Regions from separate parts of the Homo sapiens genome. Here region 1 is linked to region 2. Evidence: chromatin loops called from intact Hi-C (ENCODE). Cell type or tissue: dorsolateral prefrontal cortex. All regions are shown on one strand. Each heading gives the region's core, and the rest is flanking DNA. Links, peaks and the distances in the headings are about the cores only.

Region 1 (5,395 bases), core at 323-5,322, 100 kb after region 2:
CACTTGTTATGAGTCAGATACCTTTACTTTAATGTTCAGTTTATAATGTGATATGAAGGATGTGGTGAACAATCTCTTTTCACAGATCAATGGTAGGCTAGAATAACATTGTGTGTGTATATACATATATATACACACACACACATGCACATACATATACAATATTTTATGTATATATACGTATATACATCTGCCTAAGTTATAGGATTTGTTATATAAACATATAATTTTTATTAAACATGTAAACATGGAGAATTTACAATGTTTTTCAGAATTTCTAGTGATTTGTTTGCCCTTTGTGCTCATTAATATTCCCCAAACACAGAAATGTAGCTATTATTCCTAGTCTTAAAAACCAGTAGTCTGTTACATACACTTAGCAAAATACAAAGTATAAAATGTAAAGGGATGAAAATTAAAACACAATGGAAATACCCCCATTTTTCTATGCTTTGGAAGATGTGAAACAAAGAAACAAACAAACAAAATAACAACACTGTAAGAGTCCCCACTTCTATAAACATTACTGACAAGGTAAAGATGTTATCATCAGCAGTGCCATCACGTTTATACAGAATTGGAATGGAGGTATAGATTGATTTTTTTAATTGTATTATCTATAAACAGAAACTCTTAACTTCCCAACATAGTATCAATAAATTAAAAGAATCAAGTAAATCAAATAGTAAATTTGATTTTCTATCTATATAATATTTCCTTTTACTTTCCAAGGTGCTTTTATGTAAATCAGTTATTTTGTATCAGCTTTCTTAGATAAGTAATATAGATATTATCAATATTCTGGATTCTAGGTATTGTAAGTGGATTAAAGCATCTTTATAAAGTAAAGCAATGTAACTATGATTGCTGAACTTTCTACAATTATGTGACAAGGAGAGAGAAGGTATTCTCTTGTCTTTAGAGAAGAAAACAGAGGTTTTGAGTAGAATAGGTTGTGTGGTCATGTGTGGCCAAGCTAGCACTAGAAATGTAGTCATCTAACCTCCAGTCTAATTTCCATTCTCCAGAGTTTACCCAAATTTCATTCCATATTTCTCCAAAAGTGTATAACCTATGTTAGCCAAAGATAAACTAGCTTCTTCCTCAGAATCCTTTAGGCCCTCAATGTGCATAAGAATCTCTGAGAGAGGGAATTAGCATGAAATGGGATCTTAAAAACTTTTTTTTCTCCTTCTCATTGACTTCCTGTTAAAATCTTGTGGAACTGGTGTTTAGCTAAGAATGATTTGAGAAAGAAAGCACTCTATCTTTGGAAGTAAAAATAGAAAAAACCATTTTTTCTTTTAAAGTGTTTTGTTAAGGTTTTGGAAAAGTAGTGTCTGACGTGCTGAAAGCAAATAATGAAAGCTCAAGGGCATTGTTCCCACTTTTTCTGGAGCTGTTGTTTTCTGAGAAATCCTGAGAGTTCCTTGGAGATACTTTCAGACTCCTAGACCTGGCTCCGGAGTCCAGAGAAGCTCCTCTTTTGTAGAATTTATTCTTATTATTACCTTTTTTCAGCATCTGTATTGTTTTCCTAGGGTTGCCATAGCAAATTACAACAAACTTAGTGGCTTAAGACAACAGAAATTTATTCACTCATAGTCGTGGATTGTAGAATCCGAAATCAAGGTGTTGGTGGGCCCACACTCCCTCTGAAGGCTGTAGGGAAGAATTCTTCCCTGCCTCTTCTTAGCTTCTGGTCGATCCTGGCAATCTTTGGCTTTCTTTGGCTCCTAGTTGCACCTTTCCAATCTCTGTCACTGTTTTTGCATGGGCTTCTTCTCTGTGTGTCCTCTACTCTTCTTATAAAGACACCAGTCTTGGATTTAGGACCCACACTTACCCAGTGTGAACTCACTTTAATTGGCAAAGGCCCTGTTTCCAAATAAGGCCACATTCTAAAGCTCCAAGAAGACATGAATTTTAGGGGACACTGTTCAACCCACTACAGCTTCCAAAATGCATAATTAAAGGAAAGTTGCAGCAACTAAAAATAAAGTTTAAAAATGATAGTTTTAGACAGAGAAAGCAGAGGCAACTTCTTAAATTATCATGCAGCAAAACAATAACAAGGAGAATTCATTTAACTACATAAAGAAATGGGACATTGCTGGATATAATTCTGTTCATGTTTTGCTTAAAGGAGAAATATAAGTTCATACTAAGATCCACATTATCTTTGCCTAAAACTTTTCACTGATGTCTTTGAATGGCAAGTAACCTGTTTTTTGCAGTGATTTTCACATTGCTTAAAAATGGACACTATTGTCCATCAGTCATCATGTTATTTGCCATGTCAATAAAAATGATTTACTAATCCAAAATGCATACCAGAAGAGCAGAATTTAACCCTCTCTTTCTTAGATAGATAGATAGATAGATAGATAGATAGATAGATAGATAGATCATAGATAGGTAATGGAAGACGTTGTTGTGATACAGTTGGTTCAGATACAGAAAAGCCATCTGCACAAGCATTACAGAAATCTTAGCATTGGGAGTTATTTGCATAGAAATATAAATCACAAATAAATTATTGGGGAATTTTATTGAATAGAAACTGTTATTTCCTATTATTTCTTGATATAATTTCTCATAGAGAAACATAAGGGAGTATAAATACATTATGTTTCTTGTTCTAAATCAGTGGTTTTCAAACTTGAGCCTGCATCAGATTCATACAGAGAGTTTGTTCATGACAAGATTGCTGGGCCCTACTTCCAAAGTTTAAGATTCAGTAGATCTGGAGTGGAGCTCAACGATTATTTGCCCTTCAACAAATTCTTGAGGTGATGTTGATGTTACTAGATTGGGACCACACTTTGAGAACCACTGGTTTAGCTGCATCAGTTAAACATCAAATTAAATGGAATAAAATAGCCATGAAATACCAACTTAACTTTAACCCTTTCTGAGGATTTCTTAAAATTGTCTTTCCTCCATCGAGATGATAAAAACTCTAAATTGCAGATGTCAATACTCAATAGTAACGCAACTCAAGAGCTGCACAGAGACATTTGAAAAGGATACTCACAGGGATTAAAAAAAAAAATAAGAAGAAAAACCTCATACAATTTCCACATTTTGGTGAGATCTTTATGTTTCTTTAAAAGTTCCATAGGTAATTTTTTTTTTTCCAGATAGAGTCTTGCTCTGTTGCCCAGGCTGCAGTGCGGTGGTGTGATCTTGGCGCACTGCAACCCCTGCCTCCCAGGTTCAAGTGATTCTCCTGCCTCAGCCTCCCAAGTAGCTGGGATTACAGGTGCACGTCACCACACCTGGCTAAATTTTTTTTGTATTTTTAGTAGAGACGGGGTTTCACCATGTTGGCCAGGCTGGTCGCAAACTCCTGACCTCAGGTGATCCACCCACCTCAGCCCTCAAAGTGCTGGGATTACAGTGTAATGTTTTTTAATGGTATTAACTGTAAATTAACTCATTATTGAGTGAATCATTAGCAAATGCATGAATACATGCAAAGTACTAAGAAGGGGGTCCGGCAAATAACGAAAACTTTGTGTTAATTCTCATTATGGAAATACTCATACAACATAGACTATTAAATAAATCCTTCCTTCGATTTCTCCTCTGCTTCTGCCAATCCTGCTTTTCATATACAGAATGTTGGAAGTCTGCCATGTATGCCTCTAGATTTTATCACACACTTACACACACACACACACACACACACACTTGTTTTTCTATAGTTGGGTTATTTAAAATATTTCTATTTTTGCACCTTGCAGTTCTCACTTAAATATCATGACACCCTTACTTGACAGTAAAATGTTCTTTTTATGTAGTTTTATCATTATTTTTATGTAGTTATTATGCTAACTTTATTAGTATTACATAAAATCAATGTGTACATATATTTTTAAAAATAAGTGTGAGGGGCCGGGTGCAGTGGCTCACATCTGTAATCCCAGCACTTTGGGAAACTGAGGTGGATAGATCACGAGGTCAGGAGTTCAAGACCAGCCTGGCAAACATGGTGAAACCCCGTCTCTACTAAAAATACAAAAAAAATTAATCGAGCATGGTGGCAGATGCCTGTAGTCCCAGCTACTTGGGAGGCTGAGGCAGGAGAATCGCTTGAACCTGGGAGGCAGAGGTTGCAGTGAGCTGAGATCGCAGCACTGCACTCCAGCCTGTGCGACACAGCGAGACTCTGTCTCAAACAAACAAATTAAAAAAAAACATAAGTGTGAGGGCTTATATAAAATGCAATAAGTTTCCTTTCTCTTCCACTTCCTCCCCAACCATGGCGCCAGCCTTTCTGACAGAAGCAACCTCAGTTTTAGTTTTTTTCTTTTCTTTTTAATAAAAGCAATTAGCACACTGATATTTTTCTTTTTTAAAAAAATATATTGGTGATATACCCTAATTTCCTGATTTTGTAGAATTTAATCAGCCAATGTTGGACTAGTGTAATAATCTTTTTTGGATGGCCATATAACTTTAGAAATGTAACCCCTCTGGAGAAAAACTGCCAATTCCAAACAAAATAAGCTCTCCATCGCCATTTCAAATAGGACAAAATCCTTTGTGAAAGATACTTTCTTAGTGTAGACAGAAAAAAGAATCAACCTTATTCTTGACCACCCAAGCAGTTAAAAGTAAGAATAAACTTTGAATTATACATTAATGTTTATAAACCTTCTAGATGGACTTATGTGTCGGGTTCGTGTGAATGAAGAAAAATAGAATCAAGCTTTTGTAAAAAACCAAAAACATGATATAGATTCTGTTTGGCTTCCAGAAAGTGAATAACAATTACACTGCAGCAGAACATAAGTGCAATAAATCTCAACTTTATTTCAAGTTTAAACTTTCAACCAAACATGGCAAAGTATAAATATAATTGCTCTTCAGGCCTTAAAACCTTGTTGGTTGAAATGAAAAAGAGGAAAAAACAAGTCTTTAATTTTGTTTTATAAACATAAGGAGAAAAATGGAAACCTTTTATCTGAAATTATTATGACATTTTTACGATATTTAAAGTGGGGGTTCTCAAATGCATGACTGAAGTTCATTCCAGCAAATCGAGGGTTTACACAGGTTAAAATGTCTGTGAGATTAGGATAGTCTCTTAGACACTCAGGTTTATCTTGTAATGTTCAGGTAAATTTACATAGCAGAGTTCCTTGAAATTTCTAGATCGTCTTTTTCTTTCATCCCAACCTCAGTGGAATCCTTTCATATCCACTCCAACCCTCTTTATCTGGACCTGCATGATAGAAAAGCTTGATGTTTTGACAATGTCTCCTGTTAGATACAGAAAAGAGAGATTAAAAAAAAAATCAGAGCTGGATGATACATGGGGGAAGGGAAGTTGTCTTAGATCTAAAAACCACAGCTCAATATTGTAGAACATAATGGTTTAAGACCA
Region 2 (5,395 bases), core at 326-5,325:
CACACACAAACACACACACACACATATACATATATACACACACACACACACACACACACACACGCATAATTATTTTTTATACAGGGTCTCACACTGCCACCCAGACTGGAGTGCAGTGGCATGATCTCTGCTCACTTCGGCCTCCACTTCCTGGGTTCAAGTGATTCTCATGCCTCAGCCTCCTGAGTAGCTGGGACTACAGGCATGCATCATCACGCCTGGATAATTTTTTGTATTTTTTGGTACAGATGGGGTTTCAGGGTGAAACGAGCCAGACTGGTTTCAAACTCCTGACCTCAAGTGATCCTCCTGCCTTGGCCTCCCAAAGTGCTGGGATTACAGGCATGAGTCACCACGCCCAGCCCATTTATATTTATTTGTAGTGATGGATTAAAAATGATATAAGACATCTTTGTCTCTGACATAGTTTTTAAAGAACATTTCTTTGTGGTCTATATTCATTTTCGTGCATTGAATGAGCTATGCAAAAATGTTCAAACTGAACGCAAGACTGGCCTAAATCAGAGAATGGGAAAAATCTTTTCAGCCTCATGGAGCTGCTGATGCCAGATAGCTCATTAGAAGTCAATCAACTAGAAACCACCAGGAATTGAGTAAGGATTTTTTTTTTCATTTCTTAACACAGAGGAATGATTTAAGCAGTTAGCGAGAAGGGCCAAGAAGCATCCTTTCAAAATAACTGTTGTTGTTAAGTATTCCTGTTGCCTTAGGATTGACAGTAAAGGGGAAAAGAAGTCCGGAATTACAGAATCCATGCAGCAACTTAGAAAGGTTTGCAGAAGATAATTAATAATATATATTAATATATATACTAATATATATAATATATACTTATATATACTAACATATAATCATTATATAAGATATATACACTAATATATTAGTATACATATTATATATGATATATACTAATACATCAGTATATTATTATATTAGTATATATATCATATATAAACTCTATATAAATATATGTATACTGATATATGTATACTGATACATATATAGGTGTACATATACACACATATATACTTATATATATACATTATACATATATATACATATATACACACACACACACACACATATATATATATATATATACACACATAAGTTTTGAAAGGTTTTGTGTATATATGTAGGCTTTGTCCCATCTCCAGAAAGTGACCTACCTTCATATCTGGCAAATCCCTTTTGTGCTAGAGAACAATTCTGACACGAATTGTTTGTGTTTTGATTTATTCAAGCTTCTCACAGGGAAAATGTTTTAAAAATATATTTCATTTTTAATTACCGATTGGGTACAACATACACTATTTGAGTGACAGGTACACTTAAAGCCCAGAATTCACCATGCCACAACTCATCCATGTAACCAAAAATCCACTTGTACTCCTAAGGTGATTGAAATAAAATTTAAACAAATAAACAATTAAAAAATACATTTCTTTTTTGCTTGCTGCTACCATGTCATTTGGCTTGCTTGTGCTATGAGAGCACATAGCCGGTTTAATTTCTAAGAATTTGCTGGCCCTGACTCCAAGGAAGGGGGGGTCTCTGAGAGTAAGTCAAGTCTCACTTTGTTGTCTTGTTGTCTCTTGTTCTCACAGGGACACTCCAGCAATGTTTTGTTCCTCTTTCCCTATAACCTAGGAAAAGAAGTTTCCTCGATGATTACAGTTCTGAATCCCCTTTTTCCAGCTCAGTCTTACATAGGAAGAAAATATTCTTGCCTAATAGCGCCAACACTCTTATAAGAACAAAATAGTCTTTCAGATAACTTAATTTAGCCAGCATGGTAAGCGTGACGACGTTAATGAAATAATAAATGATAGGTTGTAATACCATACTTACCAGTTTCTAATCTGACTCATCCTCATATTAGCCATGAAACCCTAGGTATGTCATGTTAACCTTTCCACACCTTACTTTTCCCATTTTAACAACCTTAATAACAATAGTATGTACTAATTGGGTTCATGTGAAGATTAAGTGAGAAGGCAGCTTGGAGAGTGCTTAGAATAAAGTATATATTCACTAAGTGTTAGCTATTTTTGCTAAAAAAAATTAGTTTGCAACATGTACTATGGAGAAAATAATATATCAGACTTTTTCAATACAATCTGTATTTTAAAACTAAACATTTGAGTAAATGGAGACATTTTATTTATTTGGATATTTTGAAAGGGTTGTAAAGTGATGAATCTGGGGTCAGTTTCTGTATTGTTCATCTATGTTGAGTGATACAAAAATGGTTGGTCTGGTCCTGAGAGCTCAAGGCAATTCCATACTCCTTTGTTAGGCCAGGCTGGCTCTTGTCCCAGCACCTAGTGCTGATCAACCAGCTGACTGAGGCACATAGAAGATCCCAGTCACGGAGATAAAATAGGTTTTGAGACAGTGTCCCATTGAAGAGCACATTATCATTCATCTATTCATTTCAAAACAGAGTGCTTTACATTCCCTTCATAACAACAACAACAAAAAGGACAAAGCACAATGAAGTATTGTTCTCAGTTGTTGGTTTGTTGTTTTTTAATAAATCAAGAATTATTTGTTAGGCTATCTTTGCAAAAGAGGAGTAAACATCAAAATTTATTGTAATATTTTGCAGGCTCAAGAAGAATAAAATATAAAATGGGATCACAATAGGAAAGAATATAAATACAGTGATTTGGAAGTTAAGGGAACAAAAAGTCTGAGTTTTTAAAATTAAATCATTTTAAAATGTCCACCTTGCTAGTGCAGTTACTGTTGGGTTATCAACTGCATTGATTAACTCAACTCAGAGGCCTTGTACCATCTTGTTATGTATTAATTTTAACTGTTCTGGCTCTATTTTTTTCTCAAGCATCCTGCTTTACATTGGGTATAACTTTCATAAACAATAAATAAGAACATTAGAACTTAAGCTGAAACTCTCTTATTTTTTATGGTACCAATGGCCACAATGAATTTCTTCAAAAGTTAGCGTCAGGTTCACATCATGAGTTAAATGAGTTTCAGGTACTGATGGGAGGATCATGTTTCAGTGACTGATCTGAATCCAATGAAATGGCTTGTAACAAAAGGTAGTCTACGGAATATTGTGGGTAGGAAGATTTAACATAATAGAGAGATTTGCTTATATGCATAAAGGCCTTCTAGGGTAATGGAAACAACAGGGCAAGCATGCCTAAAGAAGCAAGACATTGAAACAAACAAACAAACAAAAAACACCAGCATGTGGAATAAAAAAGCATATATTCTAATCCCACCTTTTCTTCTTACTAGGGATTAATGATCAAGGGTTGAGTCTTTTCTATAATTAACCTCATTTTTCTCCACTGTAAAGGAAGCAGAGAATATCTCAAGTATTAATCGAAGGACCATAATTCCAAAAATGTTAAAGTACACTTTAAAACGAGACATTTTCATACAGTAAAGCAAGTGACAGGGTAGAAAAAACATAGCGTTGAGAGCAAGATGAATTTGACTTCATGTTCAAGCCCACTACTTATTTACTGAATGACCTTTCTAGACTTTTGCTCATCAGCAAAATGGAGATGTTTGGAGGTTTGCTGTAAGGCTTAAAAGGCATAGGAAGCTCCCGACATGGTGTTTATACCAATTAGCTGCTCAGTAAATATTAGTCTCCATTCTTTTATGCCATTATTACATAAGAAGATCAAGAAAACTTTATGGATTAAAGATTTGCTTAGTCATACCATTCTCCTCAGAAATACCTTGCATATTTTCCCTGACCTCAGGAGAAGGGTGACAAAGAATTGGAAGACTCAGAAAGAAGTTGCGTATGAAAGAAATGAAAGATACCTTGTGTTATTGTAGTTAATAAAGAAGCAATTTAAAAGTTATCTATCTGCAAATCATCTTCCAGTTCATGCACATTGACTGGCTTGGGGTAAGGCTACTCAATGTTAGAGTTTGTAAATGCTTTTGCAAATAGATAAGAGAGATTTTTAATTAAGATATTAAGTAGTCACAAAAGAAGAAAGAAATTATGGTATTCACTGAATTATTGCTTCCATGATTTTAATTTGATTTCTATATCCTCTTTCACAGATATTAAAAAGGTTAATTTCACCAGATTCCTTTAGCAGGTTAAGCTGTTAAAAATTTAGAATTATTGTACTTCAGGTAAATGAGGTTTTGGTATAGCAAGTTTAAACTCTTTTGTACATGTATAAAGCGCAATTGCCACTTGCAATTTTAAAAGCCTACTTTTTTTGTCATGATTTATTTTTCATTCCTCTTCAGTAAGTGGTTTTTTGGGGCTTTAATTTAACTTATGCTTAAAGAGTTAGAAATAAAATATTTGTTTTTGCAAAAATAAGAGATAGTTAAAAGGGACACCTGTGCCTACATAGAAGTTTAACTATTATTTAGATATGAACATTCAATGATGTCTTTGCTTCTTATATAGATAGTCTTAAACTCTTTATAGAATCAGAAATTATATTTTTATATATATTTTAAAGGAAAGCATAGGTTTGGTAAATCTCCAGATTATCACAAGTTAATAAACTCTAACTTGATAAAGCTTTTCAAAAATCCTCATCTACAAAAGACAGAACTTTCCGCAAGTGTGTTAATGGCTTCAAAAGCTGTCAAATGTTTGCAAAGAAAGAGGTCCTTCAGTAAAAAAGATGAATAAATGTATTCCACAGAACTTATAAGAACCTTTAATCTGCTAACATATACTTTGATTTCCTAAGTAAATCCTAAGATTCCTAAGATCTAGTGTGTGTTGTTTCCCAAATGTATATAAGCATGAAAGTCAATTTGAGCATTCTGTGAAGTTAGAAATCAACAGAACACATCTTGGAAAAGGCTATTCTGGGCCTTTAATTCAAACATTGTCAACACATTATAAATATGCAATTACTTTGGATTTATTCTAAATAATTAGAACAACATTCATGATACTCTGGGAAATGATAATTTTTAATTAATCTCAAAAAGTAACAGGTCAAATCATAACGTCAGTTGCACTGAGCATTTCTCCAAGGAAAAAAGTCATGCCCCTTTACATCAGAATTATCTAAAAGACTAAGAAAAAACTCAGTGTAATTTTCCACATTAAAGTATAAAGAAAAAAGTATAAACATATGAATAGATCTAGAGAAAGCATTTGATAAAATTTAGCACACACTTATACAAAAACAAGTAGAAATAGAAGAAAACTTTCATAAATAAATTGTATATGATAAAACAGATTAATTTTAAGAGGGATCTACCCCAATCTTGGTGCCTGATGGATTCTATAGGTCAAAATAACTATATGTCATTTTGAAAAAATAATAGAATGAATTTGTATATTAAATACAAGCAATATTTTTCATGAATTATTTTAGTATAGAAATATTTTTAGAGAAAA

Evidence for each region. Hi-C counts contacts between places; a loop is a spot of excess contacts. Peaks named below come from ENCODE experiments on the same cell type or tissue, not always from the same donor. Only the 100,000 strongest peaks of a DNase experiment are listed, where the experiment ranks them.
Region 1: a loop joins it to region 2, with 2.5 times the contacts of the local background. A loop is called at or near these places in 1 of 110 quality-filtered maps.

Annotation. Positions count from the first base shown.
Region 1 is chr17:70,501,919-70,507,313 of GRCh38, reverse strand. It overlaps LOC124904100 (a long non-coding RNA gene), which reads right to left. Exons shown (of 2, transcript XR_007065977.1): 2 at 4,797-5,271. Among named protein-coding and RNA genes, the nearest start is that of KCNJ2, 340 kb to the right of the region's middle. In dorsolateral prefrontal cortex, for the core only: no CTCF peak of the experiment used is centred there; no DNase peak of the experiment used is centred there.
Region 2 is chr17:70,606,727-70,612,121 of GRCh38, reverse strand. No RefSeq gene overlaps it. Among named protein-coding and RNA genes, the nearest start is that of KCNJ2, 440 kb to the right of the region's middle. In dorsolateral prefrontal cortex, for the core only: no CTCF peak of the experiment used is centred there; a DNase peak (open chromatin) is centred at 2,341; H3K27ac peaks cover 5,000 bases.